Linked DNA regions of Homo sapiens: region 2 is linked to region 1. A link is a contact called in ENCODE Hi-C or POLR2A ChIA-PET data. All regions are on one chromosome and are shown on one strand. Each heading gives the region's core, a stretch centred on a gene start or an enhancer-like site at or near the end of the contact. The rest is flanking DNA. Distances are from core to core; before and after follow the strand shown. Region 1 overlaps NAV1 (neuron navigator 1). Region 2 overlaps NAV1 (neuron navigator 1).

Region 1 (7,944 bases), core at 3,731-6,230:
AATTCATGGTAGCCTCTCGGCAGGCCCGTAAGGACCATAAATAACCCCCAATTTACAGAGGGGAAACGGGCTCCAGAAGGCCAAGAGCTATCAACAACCCCTTTCCATATGCCTGGCGCTATGCTAAAGGTGTTATACGCGTTATCTCCTTCAATCCTTGTGAACAAGGTTATCCAATGAGCTAGGTTAAAATTATTCCCATTTTACAGATGAAGGTGTTGGGGCTCAGAAAACGATACCCCATAATATGGCCTTTTGACATGCTGAACTAAAGAAGCAGACTCAAGGTACCTCTGACTTCCCCCACCCCAACTCCTGCCTCTCAATCATCCATCTTTCTCAAAGCACAGGATGAGACTATTCTCTGGAATTCTCTTATCTCCCTAGAAGCCAGACCCCAAAGAGGAACACAATTGCTTTTGATTCCTTCCCTGAAGTTTTATTAACCATAGAAGATTAAAATTCATATCACAGAGGAAGAGACTGAAAATTAAACACCACACCTGTGCCGGGCGCGGTGGCTCACGCCTGTAATCCCAGCACTTTGGGAGGCCGAGGCGGGTGGATCACGAGGTCAGGAGTTCAAGACCAGCCTGACCAACGTGGTGAGACCCCGTCTCTACCAAAAATACAAAAATTAGCCAGCGTGGTGGTGTGCGCCTGTAATCCCAGCTACTCAGGAGGCTGAGACAGGAGAATCGCTTGAACCCGCGAGGCAGATGTTGCAGTGAGCCGAGATTGTGCCACTGCACTCCAGCCTGGGCGACAGAGCAAGATTCCATCTCAAAACAAACAAACAAAAAACACCACACCTAGATCCCAGACAAATTTTGTCCCAAACCAGTGTTCGTTCTTTGGTTCCATTCAATTCCCAAAGAGAATGATTTACTAACCATTATCTGAGCACTGGGCTCATTCATTTCCCCGAAAAATCACTGCCTACTCTTCAAAATGGCCATATGGCCCGCATTTCCCCTTCCCCTATGTAGAAGGGTATATAAGCCTCTGGACCTCACTGGGTTATGGAGTGACCATTCTCCTGTGATTCCCATGAGCTTATGCACGTTAAATAAGTTTATCTGCCTTTTATCTACATATCGTCAGTTTATTTTCAGTGAAGTTTCAGAGGGTGGTGGGAAAGCTTTCCCTTGGCTCCTACAAAGCACGAAAACATTGAGGGGATAAATAATATGCACGAAGTCGCACAGCTAGGAAGAGGCAGCAGGATAGAAACCCAGTTCTGTTTCACCCTTATTCTTATCCCTGGTTTCTGTTTTTGTTTTTTGGAGTCCAGGCCTCCTCCTTTCTGCCCCTCCAAGCCCCTTGCGCAGGGTTCCATGCACAGCTCAGTCACCGCCCAGCACATAGATGGCTTCCTTTCCGCAGCCCCTGAGGAGTCCTTTCGTCCTTCTACAGCCAACTCCAGAAACTACATAGAGTGCTTTCTTCCTGTCTCTCTTCATCCCTTCCACTCCTATTGGAACAAAACCACGTTTGACATTTCTCAGCATTATTACATTAAACAGGCTGGATCTCAGCCAGCTATTTCTGGGCTTTAATTACTTGTTCTATCTAGCCTAAGTGGTGTGGGCAAGCCGGTCCTCAGTTAACCCACCTGAAAACTGGGAAGATCAGGAACTATCTCCTAGAATTTGATTACCAGCCAAGGACGGTGCTAATTTGGAGGTGGTAGTTAAGTGTTTTGGGGAGGCTGGGTGGTTTCTGACTTTAATTCTCTCTAAGACTAGCCCAGGGGAACCTCTGGGGCCACAGTGCAGCTTTGTAAGTGATCTCCCCATGGGGAGTAAATGTCCTGGAATCAAGCCCTAAGGCAGGCCCCTAATTCCTTGCATGTGTGATTGGGCACACAAGCCTCAGGACACGTCTGAAGGCTGTCCTGTGGGCTGTGCTGAAGGACATTGGACAAGCACATCCCCCAACCCTTTGTCTTTCTTCCAGAATCTCTTGCATTGTTTCACAAAAGGAGCAGCACAGAAGTTGAAATTCACCCAGGCACCTCAGAGGGCATTGGGCTCCTGCCTCAGGTACTAATTGCAATCCAATCTGGCTGAATGATTGGGGCTGAAATGTGGCATTTCACCATCACAGTTGGTGCCGTGGGAATGCATAGAAATCTTCAACTTGACACCAAACTGGACTTCCCTAGGGCTTCCTAAGAGAAACAGTAGATCATTTTCATCTCAGCCCCCTCCAAGCCTTAAGTGGGGGCCCTGTGGTCTGGCAGGATCATGGAGTCAGGGTTCCCGGGACCCTGGCTGACTCATCTTCCTCCTTTGCACCAGAGACGAGTCTACTGGTCTGAGCTTTTGCCTGAGATATTTGCCCGTAGAATTAAGCCCCTGTTTTTACAGGGGGAACACTAATGATTTTCTAGGGCTCTCCATTGAGAGGTCACTTGAGACCCGTTTTCCACACAGGCATTTGGAGGATGGTGCTCTTTGCTGGTGAGGAGAGGGGCATTTCTCCAGAGAGGGCCCCAAGGACTGGTGGCAAGCCTCTATGGAGGGGGCAGGGCTGGTCCTTAGACCTCTGCTGCTGGCCCAGGTTGGACTAAGGTTGGGGCTAGGACAGCAGAGGGGAAGAGTCCAAGTATTTTTCTCCCCTTGCCTGGAAGGCCCCCCAGTTCCCTCCCCTCCAACCCAGTCTTTGCCTGACTTAATTCCTGCAAGCCCAGGAGGAGGAATTCACCTCCCAAGAGGCCCTTCCTGCCCCTCCAGGGGTTACAGTCCCTCCACTGTCCCCCCACTGTCCTGAGCTATTACAACTGGGGTGTAATCACTGGTTTGCTTACCAGACCTTTTTTTTTTTTTCTTTTTTGAGACAGGGTCTTCCTCTGTCCCCCAGGCTGGAGTGCAGTGGTGCGATCTCAGCTCATTGCAACCTCTGCCTCCCAGGTTCAAGAAAGTCTCCTGCCTCAGCCTCCCGAGTAGCTGGGACTACAGACACCCACCACCATGCCCGACTAATTTTTTTATTTTTATTTTTTGTAGAGATGGGGACTCTGTATGTTGTCCAGGGTGGTCTCAAACTCCTGGGCTCAAACAATCTACCCACCTTGGCCTTCTAAAGTGACAGGCATGAGCCACTGCTCCAGGTCTCAGACTATTTTTTATAAAAGAGCGTTATACTGTTTGTCCTTAGCACCTAGGACAGTCCTAAGCTGTGGCTAATATCTAGTGAATGAATGAATGGATCAGTGAATTAATGAATGTGGCATTTTCAATCCCCACTTTCGGACCTGAAATCCTAAGTCTCCCAACTCAAATACCTCTTGGGCCTTTTCCACAGACTGTTCTCTTGGGGTTCCAGATAGGCCGACCTCAAGTAGTACCCCAGAAGCTGTTATTAAATCTGCCCCGCCCCCCGCCCCCCATCTCCCTTCACAGCACCTTTGCTCCAGCACCCGGGAACCCATCTGGCTCCCGAATCCCCACTGCCCCTCCCTTTTCTGGCCTCTCTTTCGGAAACACCTTTTTCCTGCCTCCATTAGGCCGCTGTGTTTCCTGCACAGGAAGAGGGCCTTTTGATTCCAGGGTGCTATTTATAGCAGCCCTCCCTCCTTCTGAGCCTCACTAAGGTAGGGGTGATGGCGCAGGGGATGGGGATAGAAGATGCTTGGGACTTTCCAGGGTCCCGGCCACCAGGAGAAGAGGGCTGAGTTCCCAAATGAGGGATGGAACCTAGAGGAAGCTTCTGATCCCCAGACTGGCTTACCCTCCTGACTTCCCCATATCTGTTAGTAGCTCCACAGCTCTCCCAGGCCCCCAGACTCAAAACCTCAGAGCTTCAGAGTCAAGGAGTTGTGGGATTTACATCTAGGGAAGACATTACAGATCATTTTGTAGATGAGGAAACTGAGATCCAGAGAGGAGAAGAGATTTGAACGAGGTCACATAGAATGTTAAAAGTAGGTCTCTGGCCAAAATCTCCCCTGATTCTTGCCTTACCTGCAACAATGACAAAGGATTGCCTCATTCAATCTTGTGGCAGGTGGCATGTTATGGGTTGAATTGTGTCACCAAAAAAGATAATTGAAGTACTAATTCCCAGTGTCTCCGAATGTGACCTTATTTGGAAATAGGGTCATTGAAGAAGTAATTAGTGAAGATGAGGTCATACTGGAGTAGAGTGAGCTCCTAATCTGGTATGACTGCTGTATTTATAAGGAGAGGGAAATTTGGACATAGACATACACAGAGGGAAGAGGATGTGAAGGCCACAGGGAGGAGATGGCCATGCAGCGGTGAAGGCAGAAATCGGAGTGATGTGTCTCTACACCAAGGGATGACAAGGATTGTCGGAAAGCACCGGACACTAGAAGAGGCAAGGAAAAATTCTCCACTAATTTCAGAGGGAGTATGACCCTGCCAACACCTCGATTTCAGACTTCTACCCTCCAGAACTGACACTATAGATTTCTGTTTCATTAAGCCACCCACTTAGTGGTACTTTGTTATGGCAGCCCTAGCAAACTGATCATTTGATGGATAAGGACTCTAAGACTGAGACAGGTTAAATGAGTTACCCAGGTTATATGCCAAAAGGTGCAGGAGGGACTCAACTTTCAGTCCAGTGCTCTTCCAAAAAGACTGCACGACTTTTGGATTCTGCTCTCTGTTGTGTCCCTCCCATGTTCCACAGTCATCCAGTCCTGTTCGGTTTTCCTTTGTAAAAAGTCTCTCCCACGGCTCTTCCTTTCCTTCCCCAGCAGGGCCGCCCTAGCCCAGACTTTGCATGTCAGGAACGTGACAGTACATCTGCTGGCCCAACTCTCCCTCTTCCAAGCCATTAGTTGGTCCCACACCTCTTTATGGAATGCCCACTGCTTGCTAGGTTCTGTGCTATGTGCTGGCTTCCCATCGGTGAACAGAACAGACGTGGTCCCTGCCATTAGGGCCGTCCTGCTGGTAAAACAGCTTCATCATGTCACTTCTTGGCTCCGGGTCACCAGTGTCTCCCCACCACAGGCTCCAGTCTTGCACGTGGACCTGTGTTTCCCACATGCAGGGCCAGACACCCCTGTCTGTCAACACGTGTCAGCTCAATTCAGATTAAAGAATAACATTCTGTCTTATGGGGAAACCAGGGGCCCCTCTACAAATGATCTGAACTTCCCAGCTCCAGGAGATAAAGGCAGCTCCAGTCCATGGAGGGAAGAAAAGGCATTATGGTCTTTTACAGCAAGACACAGAAATGGGGAAGTTGTCTGGGAACAAAGAAGGTGACACTGAACACTTTAAACATCCACTAAGGACCGACCAGCTTAACTCTCAAAACCCTGGCAGATACTCTATTGATGCTGGATAGATGTGAATCCTACCGCAATGAAAGGAATCTCAAGTTTCCTCCCATAAACAAACTGTGGCACATTCATACGTCAGAAATTAAAAGAAGCAAAATACATCATTCAACATGGATGAATCTCAAAAACATTATGCTGAGCTAAGAAGCCAGACACAAAATAGAACCTACCACATGATTCCATTTATATGAAGTTCAAGAGCAGGCAAAACTAATCTATGATGATACGAATCAGAACACGGAGACAGTGGGTGGGAGCACATTGACAAAAGGGACAGGAGGGAAATTCTGTGGGTTGATGGAAATGTTCCATATCTGGATCCGGTGTGGGTCACATGGGCGTATTCATTTGTCAAAAACACATCGATCTGTGTGTTTCACTGTTTGTAAATTATACCTCAATTAAAATAGAAGACAATAGAATAAAAGAAGAGAAAAGGATTCCCTCCTTCTCGGTTGGAACACACAGTGGCTGGCCTTTTGCAGGTGAATATACCCTCACATTTTCTCCTGCTTCTCTCTCTAGACCTGAAATCTGGCTCAAGCTCTGTTCACTCCTCTGGCTGAGTTTAGGAAGCAGCCCAGGCTCTCTACAAAGAGGCAGATGGAAGCAAACAGAGCCGGCAGCCCTGGCCCATGGGCCACTGAGCACAGGCTCTGTCTGGCTTTGTGAGTCAGGCCTTCACCACAGAGGTATCCAGGCTGAGCCCTCCCTGGTGTCCTATTGCCTGGAGATGGCCCCAGCCTGTATTTTGGCTCACAAGCCTCGAGTTTATCATTTCAAATCTCCCACCTTACCATATATTTTGCCTCAGCCACATCTGCGGCTCCTCCTTCCAGAGCCAAGCGGGTGCTATTTACAATGCCCTGGAAACACAGCCTGGGCCAGATAATAGGCCAGTGTTGCCAAACAAAACCCCAGGCCACTCTGCCCCCCTCGTCCCCTGGAGGCCTGCAGTCTGGAGCCCAGAGGGGCCTGAGGGACCATATATCTTAGAGCCAGCACCACAGATAACCCTTCCACCCGTCCATCTGACCCTCAGACAGGGAAGCATCCCCTGTCTGATACGTAAACATCCATTTGGGGATAAATCTACCCCGAAGTATAGTCTGCATGGCTGGGGCTAAATGAGGCATCCTTGACTTCGCTCCATCCCTTTGCCTGTCCGGTGTACGTTCGGTGGATCAAGGATTTATTTTATACATGGGGGTGCAGCGAGCCACGGGGCATCCAAATTAAGGACCATAAGAATGACCAACATTGGCTCTAGGCCAGAGGGTGCTTAACACCTTCTAGGATGATCTTCACAATTCCCTGGCCTGAGTATTATTGCCCCCATTTTACAGACGAGAAAATTGAGGCTCAGGGAGGTTGTAGGAACCCGGGTCAGGCTGACTCCAAAGCCTGTGCATTACCCCACATGCGTCAGAGCCCAATGTCAGGGAGAGGTCAAGGAAGCAAAGAGGTGGCCTCTGAACAAGCCAGGGAAATTCAGCACCTTCAGCGCTCCCGTGGGCAGGAGAAAGGGAAAGGACATTCCCTTTACCCACCTCAGCTTAAAGGCATCCCTTACCCCCAACCCCGCCACCCTGCCAAATAATCAATCAACAAATGTTTGCTGAGCCCCTACTGTGTATCAGGACCCAACTAAGCTACTTCCAAGTGCTAAGAGCGGCCAACTCAGAGTGGCATTGTGGGCTTTCCTCTGCCCTGGGAGGCCTTTCCCAGACTATCAGCATGCCAGCCCTGACTCGGCCTCTGGCCCCCTCCCTGCCATCCCAAACACAGAGGCCTTTGTCTTTGTCACAGTCTCTGTGGCCAGCTCAGCAGTGGCCATTCCCATCCACTTCCCACAGCCACCCCCAACTCTGTGGTCACTTTCTAGGCCTCCCTACGGCCCCTGATTTCTTTCTGGCCATGGCCAGCAAGAGGAAGTGGGGAGATGACTAAGAGGGGTGATGTGGCATCTTTGTGATGACATTTAGTAAGGAGCTTGGTAATGAGTGACAGAGAGACACTGGATCTCACAGGAGATGTGTAAATTGGGAGGGGCCGGCTTATTAGCTCCAGACCGGCTAAAAAGCAGAGGAGTTTTAATGGGTTGCCAGCCTAACACAGGCCTAAATTCATGCACAATGGTAATTTTCAACTCTGATGAGAAAATGAGAAACAGAACCTCAAAACGTAACACTTTTACGTTATTTTTTTGACTGGGTAAAAATGAGCAGAAGTGATAAAATTGGTGGTGTACTTTAAAGTAGCTTTTATTGAGAAATAAATCTCAAGCGCTTGTCAAAATAAATGTGATAGCAAAGTAAATTTAAAAGCTCAATATGATTTCTGCATTTGTATAACAGACATGATGTCTGTGGTTAAGTTCTATGAGCCATTAAAGACACTGTGGCGCTGGGCGAGGTGGCTCATGTTTGTAATCCCAGCACTTTGGGAGGCCGAGATGGGAAGATCACTTGAGCCTCGGAGTTCCAGACCAGCCTGGGCAACATAGCAAGACCTTGTCTCTACAAAAAATGTAAAAGTTAGTCAAGTGTGGTGGTGTGCTCCTGTAATCCCAGGTACTCAGGAGGCTGAGATGGGAAGATCGCTTGAGCCTGAGAGGTTGA
Region 2 (7,944 bases), core at 2,209-4,708, 45 kb before region 1:
TTTTGATGTCTAGCCTAAACCTTTCCTGCTGTAATTTTCAGTCCAGTCTCCCTGGTTCTGTACTCAGAGAGCAATTTAACTCACTGAGAAGATAACTGTCTCACCAGCTTCTAGGTTCACGCCAGGACTGGGGCGGCAGGCAGGAGAGCAGTGACTCACACCGACACTGTTTAATTCAGCTGTCTCACTGTCTACACTCCTTCCCGAGCTCTCGCCCCCAGTACTCTAAATCCCTCTGTGGTTTTGAAGCTGACTTTTCCAATAATACCAACAGCATCAGAGGAATGCTGCTACCATTTCTGCTTGGCCTGAGCCAGGCTTGTCAGGATGGGGAGGCTGGGTGAGGGGGCTGAGGGGGACTGGTGAAAGTCAGCAGGAGTGTGAGTAGGAGCTGAGGGGTAGCTGGTTTCCAGCCCTGTCCCCCTGGAGCATGCCCCAGCCAAGAGCAGCTCTCAAGGGGTGCAGAAGGCCTGGCTCTGTGGCCCAAGGCTGAAGAACTCTGGATGAGCTCATGGTAAAAAAAAAACCAAAAAAAAAAAAAACCAAAAAAAAAAAACATAGCTTAAGTCTAGGTGCAGTGGCTCAAGCCTGTAAACCCAGCACTTTGGGAGGCTGAGATGGTCAGGAGTTTGAGGCCAGCCTGGCCAACACGGTGGAACCCTGTCTCTACTAAAAACACAAAACAAATTAGCCAGCCTGGTGGCACACACCTGTAATCTCAGCTACTCAGGAGGGTGAGGTATGAGAATTGTTGAACTTGGGAGGCAGAGGTTCCAGTGAGCCGAGACCGCGCCACTGTACTCCCGCCTGGGTGACAGAACGAGACTCCATCTCAAAAAAGAAAAAACAAAAACAAAAACAAAAAAACTTAGAGAAGAACCGAATTGCAACTTTAAGAACAAGGAGTTTTTTAGGCCCAGTGGGGTCCAATTCTTTTTCTCCTGCCCTGGGAAGAAACATAAAGAAAAGAGCTTGAAACTGCAGCAGCAAGAAAGACTTAGGAAAGACTTTAGGAGGTGGCCTTGACAGTGATTTGGTGGAGAAAGAAGTCCTCTGATGCTGGTGGCATGTTCTAATTGGATTGGTGTTTTTTTTCATTTTAGACCCTTAAAAGGTGGACTTTTGAAAAACCATTCTCTCTGGTGGGTCAGTGGAAGGGTGGGTATGGGAAATATACCTGCGGAACCCATCCTGAGGTGCTCCAGAGAGGGGGCAGCTGATAACCTGAGCTGGCTGGAACTCAGAGGTTTCCAAAGGGCCTGTGGATCCCCTCCTCGACACCACCACTGAGGCTGCCATGAGGGAGTAGAAAGGGATGCTGGGCTAGGGGACTCTCCTGCTTTATCTAGCTTCAAGTTCAACTCTTTTAAATATTGGCCCTTCTCTTAGTCTGTTCTAGCTGCTTTAACAAAATTTTGCAGACTGGGTGGCTTTTAACAATAGAAATATACTTCTCACAAAGTTCCACAGGGTGGAAGCCCAAATTCAAGGTGCCAGGAGATGCAGTGTCTGGTGAGCACCTGCTTTCTGGTTCATATATGGCACCTTCCTGCCCTGTCCTCACACGTTGGAAAGAGTGAAGAGTCTCTCTAAGGTCTCTTTTATAAGGGCCCTAATCCCATTCACAAAGAAGGCTCTGCCCTCATGACCAAATCACCCCTAAAGGTCCCACTGTCTAATACCATCACCCTGGAGGTTAGAATATTTTTTTTAGACAAGGTCTCACTCCCTCACCGAGGCTGGGGTACAGTGGTGTGATCACAGCTCACTGCAGCCTCAACCTCCCAGGCTCAAGCGATCCTCCCACCTTAGTCTCCCAAGTAACTGGGACTACAGGTGCATGCCACCAAGCCCAGCTAATTTTTTGTGTGTGTGATAGAGTCAGGATCTCACTGTGTTGCTCAAGCTGGTTTTGAACTCCTGGACTCAAGTGATCCTCCTGCCTCAGCCTCCCAAAGTGCTGGGATTACAGGCATGAGCCACTACACCCAGCCAGGATTCCAACATGATTGTTGAAGAGACACAAACATGCAGACAACAGCAGCTATCCATGTTAGAGCTGAGGTAAATTATGTGGTCCCCAGCTGAAATAAGTCTGAAGACTCCTCCAGCTGAGTAGCTCCCTGGAGCTAGATGAGACGGGTGACTGCTATGGCTGCCATAAGTCTGTCTCTGACCAGAAGCCAGAGCAGGAGACAACCTGGAGTATCCAAGAGCTTGGGAAGAGGAAAAGAGAACAGCAGGTTTACTGAACAGCTTTGGCAGAGACCCAGGGAAGGGCAAACCTCCCCAGGAGATGGCTCCTAGAACTAAGGAAATGAAACTTCCAGAGCCAGACTTCAGGTAGGGAATCTCTCAAGTGCTAGAGGATTGTGATCCCAGGACAAACTTGATCTTGAGGGCTTTTCGGCTCAGGAGAGTCCTTTGCTCTTTTACTAGGACTGAGGGATCAGGTACCTTAGTGTTGTAAGCCTCCCCAGGCTTGAAATTTCTGACTCATCTTGGTCCATTTTTTTTTTGTCACTCCCTCACCTATTTTTTTGAGTTTTTATTTTGAAGTAATTTTAGATTTACAGAAAAGTTGCAAAGATAGTACAGAGTTCCCATCTACGCTTCACCCAGTTTCCCCTAATTTTAGAATTTACATAACCACGGTACATTTGCTAAAACTAAGAAATCAACACTGGCACATTACTATTAACTAAAGTATAGACTGTATTTGGAGTCCACCAGTTCTTCCACTAATGTTCTTTTTCTGTTCCAGGATCCATGTTTGAAGAGACACAAACTTTTTGAAAACTCCAGCCTGTCTCCACCATGCTTCAGGGGAAAAGGAGAAGTCGTTGGGGTTATTGTCCACTTTTGGTTCAGAGCAGGATAGCACCACACAGGGCATGGGGCAGGAGTAAAAGGAAGAGAAAGTCACAGAGAAACAGAGAAAGCAAGTCAAGGGAGGAGGCTCACTCAGCAACCTGGAGAGACCTGGAGAGTCTCTCCTTTGGGGCTTTTCTCTGCTCCAGCCTTGGGGACCCCTCTGGTACAGAGGTCATTCACTGTACAAAGGCTTTCAGGGATGACTGGGGCCTACGTCCCAGGAGTTGGAAGAATGAGGTATCCCGAGTCACAGATGAGCCGCTTTGCTTAAGACCCTTCCTCTCTAGGGCAGATAACCGGGCCCAAGCTGTCTCCTCGGTTCAGAGCCCAGAGCTTGGCCTGTGACTTTAAAACTCAGCCCCTATTTTTGAGCACATAGCACTTCATAATAAATAGCAGAGAAAGTGAAGCTGAGACAAGATTGTATCTCAGCAGAATTGTTTCCAAATAAAGTGTTGTTTTTTCCCCCTCAAACTCTCCCTGGAGATGCCTATGGTGCTTAAAAACCACTAAATATCTCTCCTTGTTTATGACACAGACGCCATCCCTCCCTCCCCCTGTCCCTGAGCCTGGTCTCTTTTATAGCAATTGCGTGAGTGGCGCTGAAGAGAATCAGAGCAGGCGCTCGGAAGCCTGCCTGATGGTTCCCCCTCCTAGTAAGAGGGGCTCATGACAGACGCAAAATTCATGGAGAGAAGCTCCCATGACTTGAGCATCGAAGTGGGCCCTAAGTCCTGGATTTCGCTGGCTGCCTGCCACAGACTCTGAACTGCCAGAGAATCCATTCTTCTGTACCACCTGTGGGTCAGGACCTCATGAAACCCTTAACAAATTCATTTTGTGCTCTGTGCTTACAAGGCGCACAGGGAACTGGAATTGCATCTGGGAAAAAGGGATGGAAGGGGCCGTCCAAGGAGAGGTTAATGGACTAGGGTGGCTGATTCCAGAGTGAAGGTCAAAGGGAGGCTGGCTCATGGACCTTGCAGATATAATGCCTTTGTTCTCTGTTCCCACTGAAAACAGGCCCTGCAAAAGGAAGTCCTCCTCTAGCCATAAAGATTGGGGTTGGATACAAGAAAATGACATGAGGAGGAGCTGGGAACCTTGAATCACGTGATCCAAAGAGAGTGTGACCTCATTGTCCCAGAGGGTTCTCCTTGCAGGGTTTTGCCTCCTGGGGGGCCCAACCTGGCCAGCTAAGCCCAAGTGGGGAGGCTGTCAGGGTGGGTGACTGTCAGCAGGCAGAGATCTGGCCTTATGCCTCCCCATATGCTAAGTGGGGCCAACAAAAGTCCTGTCCCCACTAGAGGCTCCAGAAATGTTTTCTGAATGACAGGCAGCTCCTTCCTGATGCCAATGCCCCACCTGATAATGATCATCTGTCCAGAGGCAGGGGGAGGGATGTCATGGCCTCTGTATAGCCTATCAGCTCCAGGGTAAGCCACAGAAAACAATAACACCCCCCTCCCACTTACTTCTGTCCCCAAACTGAAGACTCGGGTTCCTCATGGCCGGGACCCTACCAGCTTGTAGTTTCACAGCCTTTTTAAAATGGCAACACGATGACTGCCCTCACCCACTGCTTTTACTGCATCCATTAGCTCAGCTCCTTCTAGTCGGGGGAAGGCAATTGACAGATGATGAACTTGAGGTTTGGAGAGTGTGAGAGATTGTCCAAGGTCACAGCTCCACCCCCTGCTCCTATTCCAGGCGAAGCACATCCAGTTGGTCCTGTGGTCCTGCCAGTTTTCTTGGCCCTTGCTCTCTGGTCTTACCACCCTAACTCAGGCAGTTCCGATTCCTCACCAGGACACACACTTTGTTCTCCCGGCCCCACGCCGCATGGCCCACTCACACCATTTCCACCCTGAGGCCAAAAAGACCTGATCGAATTGTGGTTCTGATAACGACCCTCCTACGGGGTAAAATCAAGTTTCTTGGGGGTCCTCTAAGATCCTCCAGCACTTGATTCCTCCCTATTTCCCAGACTCATCTCTCTGCCCTGCCTCATTCTTTATCTTCAAGTTTTACTGAATAGTTTATCATTTATCCACACACCACGAGGTTTCAAGCTTATCCTTAGCTAATTTCTATTCATCCTCCAAGCTCAGCTCAGACGTCATCCCTTCCAGGAAGGCCTCTCTGACCTTCTGTAAGTGGCCCTGAGCTGCCAGAGCACTGTGTACATAGCGTTGGCTGCTCAGTCACCAGGTATACCTGGCTCATCTCCAAAGCTGCCTTCTTGAAGAACACTTAGCTTTGGCCACCTGGCGCCTGGTATCATGCCTGGCACGTAGTAGACACTCAGTATATATTGGAGGCATTGACGACATCTTGACGCCCAGGCATCCTGCAGCTGAACTCCCTCCCCTTGCTCCCTGGCCAAGGTGGGTGGGGCCTACTTCCCCGACTCTGCTCTCTGGAATCTGGGGCAATGGAGTTGGGCAGGAGATGGCACACCTCACAGGGGAGGGGCCTGCCTCACCTCGTCACACTGGGCCAGGACATCACGGGCACAGCAGGAGGAAATGAGACACAGCTGCCAAGGAAACAGACCAGGAAATCTTCCCCGCGGAACAGGAAGCAGGTGGAGCATGGGGGCTGAGCTTCCGCAGGAGTGTGAGGGAGGAAACCCGGCTCCTGTGCCTCAGGTCCTCCCAGCTTGGCCCTCAGCCTGGTGGAGCAGGGGCTCTGCAGCCTGTGGGAAGGGGTCCTTATGGACTCCCAGCTTGGCCCTCAGCCCGGTGGAGCACGGGCTCTGCAGCCTGTGGGAAGGGATCTTTGCAGATCCTCTTCTCAGGCTTTAACCAGCGGGCCCCAGGGGCATGTTAGGAGATTATGTGATAGTCTGTAGTTTGCACAGTGAGCCTTGACCAGGAAGCCCCCAGGAAGACAGCTTAGCTGTCTTCAGAGTGAGGCCGGAGGGGAAGAAGGAGAGTGTAGGGGGGTATTTGGCCAAGGCCAATGTGTGTGAATCCTGAGAAATGCTGGGTGCCTTAGCTGGGTGAAGGCTGGGAAGCCAGATGGGACTGCAGAAGACCTAGAATGCTCCCTCTCCTCAACCCCCTTCACTGATTCTCCTCTTCGTCCTTAACTTCTCATCACAAGATCGCTTCCTCAGTGACCATTTCCCTAACCTCCTAGACTAGACCAATGTTCTCGTTGCTTCTCCCTTGTTAAAACCCACCCTGCCAGGCCAGGCACGGTGGCTCACGTCTGTAATCCCAGCACTTTGGGAGGCCGAGGCAGGAGGATCACTTGAGGTTAGGAGTTTGAGACCAGCCTGGCCAACATGATGAAACTCCATCTCTACTAAAAATACAAAAATTAGCTGGGTGTGGTGGTGGGCACCTGTGATCTTAGCTACTCAGGAGGCTGAGGCAGGAGAATTGTTTGAACCCAGGAGGCGGAGGTTGCAGTGAGCCGAGATTTCGCCATTGCACTCCAGCCTGGGCAACAAGAGCAAAACTCCATCTCAGAAACAAACAAACAAACAAACAAACAAAAAACAAACAAACTAAAAAAACAACCCGCCCTGCTTGTCCAACATCTTCCCATTGGGCTGGAAACTCTGTTGGGGCAGGGACCATATTTCGTTCACCACTCTATCTCCCACACCTAGTGCAGTCCTGTAAATATAGTAGATGTTCAATAAATATGGTGGAATAAGTGGCCACAGGAAGTAACTGGAGAATGATGGAAATGGGAATCTCATGACCAGGCACTAAGTCTGGGCCAAAGACAGAGCCAGAGAGTGACAGTGTCTGCCCTTTCCTGATCCATAAACAAACAAACAAACAAAAAGTCCTGAGGAGTTCTTTGAAAGTCCAGCCCATGAGCTGCTGTGGTTCTTTCACATGAGCCCAGCCAGTAACAGGACTGGCTTGACCAAGCTCCCTCTTCAGTGCATCCAAAACCCTGGGCTAACTTGAGCTAACCTCAGGGCTGGGGTTAGGGTACCCCAAAGAAGGGAAGAGAGTCCCTGTCATCAGGAAGCCCTTGGACTAATGAGAGATACACGAAGGTGCCCTTGGCAATTTCCCAGCCTGATGGGAGAGATGGGGTCTACAGGTGGACAGAGGCTCAAGAGAGAAATAATAACAGCAAACACTGATGGACACGTACCACATGCCAGGCATTGCTTCCAGCATTTTATGTGTATCAACTCATTTCATTTTCACAAAACCCCATTGGGTAGATAATGTTGTTGTTATCATTTTATGGTGAGAAAACTGAGATGCAGTGAGGTTAAGGCGCTTGCCTTAATCACACAATCAAGACGTGGGGTCGCTAAGATTTAAGCCCAGGCTGCTGGCTCCAGAGCTGATATTCTAAACCATGACTCCACAGCATCTCTGGTATGAGTGATGCACATAACTGAAGAGGACGCAGTCCCGAAGCGAAGTTAACCACAGTTAGTTAATGAGCATCCTAGAGGAGGAGAATGCTGCATCAGGAAGGACATGGCTTGGTGGAAGAGGCAGAAGAAGGGCACCTTGGTTGCAGGGGACACGTAAGTGATGACTGAGACAGCACAGGAAAATCTGCTTTCAACTCGGCCAGGAGGCAGAGAGATGGAATTTCTTCTCCCTTCCCTTGGCTGGAAGACAGTGGCCATGTTGGAGGCCAGCTTCTAAACCCAACTGAAATTCCCAGACCCAGCCCACTTGCTGTGACAGTGCACACTGCTGTGCCTGCCTGCCCCTACCCTGGCCCCACTATGCCCCCAGTCCCTGCCTCGGATTGATCAGAAACCTGGTATGGCCTGGAGAGGAGGGACCTGGTGAGCAGAGGTGAGAAACAGACTCGGCGCCCCTTGGCACTTGGGGGAGGGAGGAGGCTTCCAGGAAGCACTTGAAGAAAGGATAGCCACTGAGCCAGAGAATGGGAAAGAGAGAGCTGGCTGGAGCCTCTGAAGATCTGGCTTATTGAGAAAGCTTTAGTTGAAAGGAAGGGATTTGTTGAATGAAGGAAGAGAAGCAAAGCAGTCTTCAGTTCTAAGCATGAGTCAGGGTGAGGTGCCTACTACTACCCTTACACATCCTTGTGCCTAGCACACTGTCAGGGCCC

What was found. Hi-C counts contacts between places; a loop is a spot of excess contacts on that map. ChIA-PET counts read pairs that join two places held with the same protein, here RNA polymerase II (POLR2A). Pooled maps may share reads with other maps.
Region 2: a loop to region 1 is called in a map of endothelial cell of umbilical vein, with 3 times the contacts of the local background. The contact joins two enhancer-like sites. A Hi-C loop is called at or near these places in 8 of 168 maps with a recorded cell type or tissue (MCF 10A, Right ventricle myocardium inferior, ascending aorta and 4 more) and 4 of 50 pooled maps. POLR2A ChIA-PET finds 5 or more read pairs at or near these places in 5 of 52 experiments (A549, AG04449, AG04450 and 2 more).

What each region holds. Positions count from the first base shown.
Region 1 is chr1:201,551,312-201,559,255 of GRCh38, reverse strand. The region is part of intron 1 of NAV1 (neuron navigator 1); the gene reads right to left. Among named protein-coding and RNA genes, the nearest start is that of NAV1, 16 kb to the right of the region's middle. Within about 2 kb of position 4,980, at least 6 of the 41 ENCODE cell types and tissues checked have a DNase peak (open chromatin) inside an H3K27ac peak, as active enhancers do; they include endothelial cell of umbilical vein, where a contact is called at or near this core.
Region 2 is chr1:201,595,250-201,603,193 of GRCh38, reverse strand. All of the region lies in intron 2 of NAV1 (neuron navigator 1), which reads right to left. It overlaps LOC124904482 (a long non-coding RNA gene), which reads left to right. Exons shown (of 2, transcript XR_007066789.1): 2 at 2,765-3,348. Among named protein-coding and RNA genes, the nearest start is that of NAV1, 60 kb to the right of the region's middle. Within about 2 kb of position 3,458, at least 7 of the 41 ENCODE cell types and tissues checked have a DNase peak (open chromatin) inside an H3K27ac peak, as active enhancers do; they include endothelial cell of umbilical vein, where a contact is called at or near this core.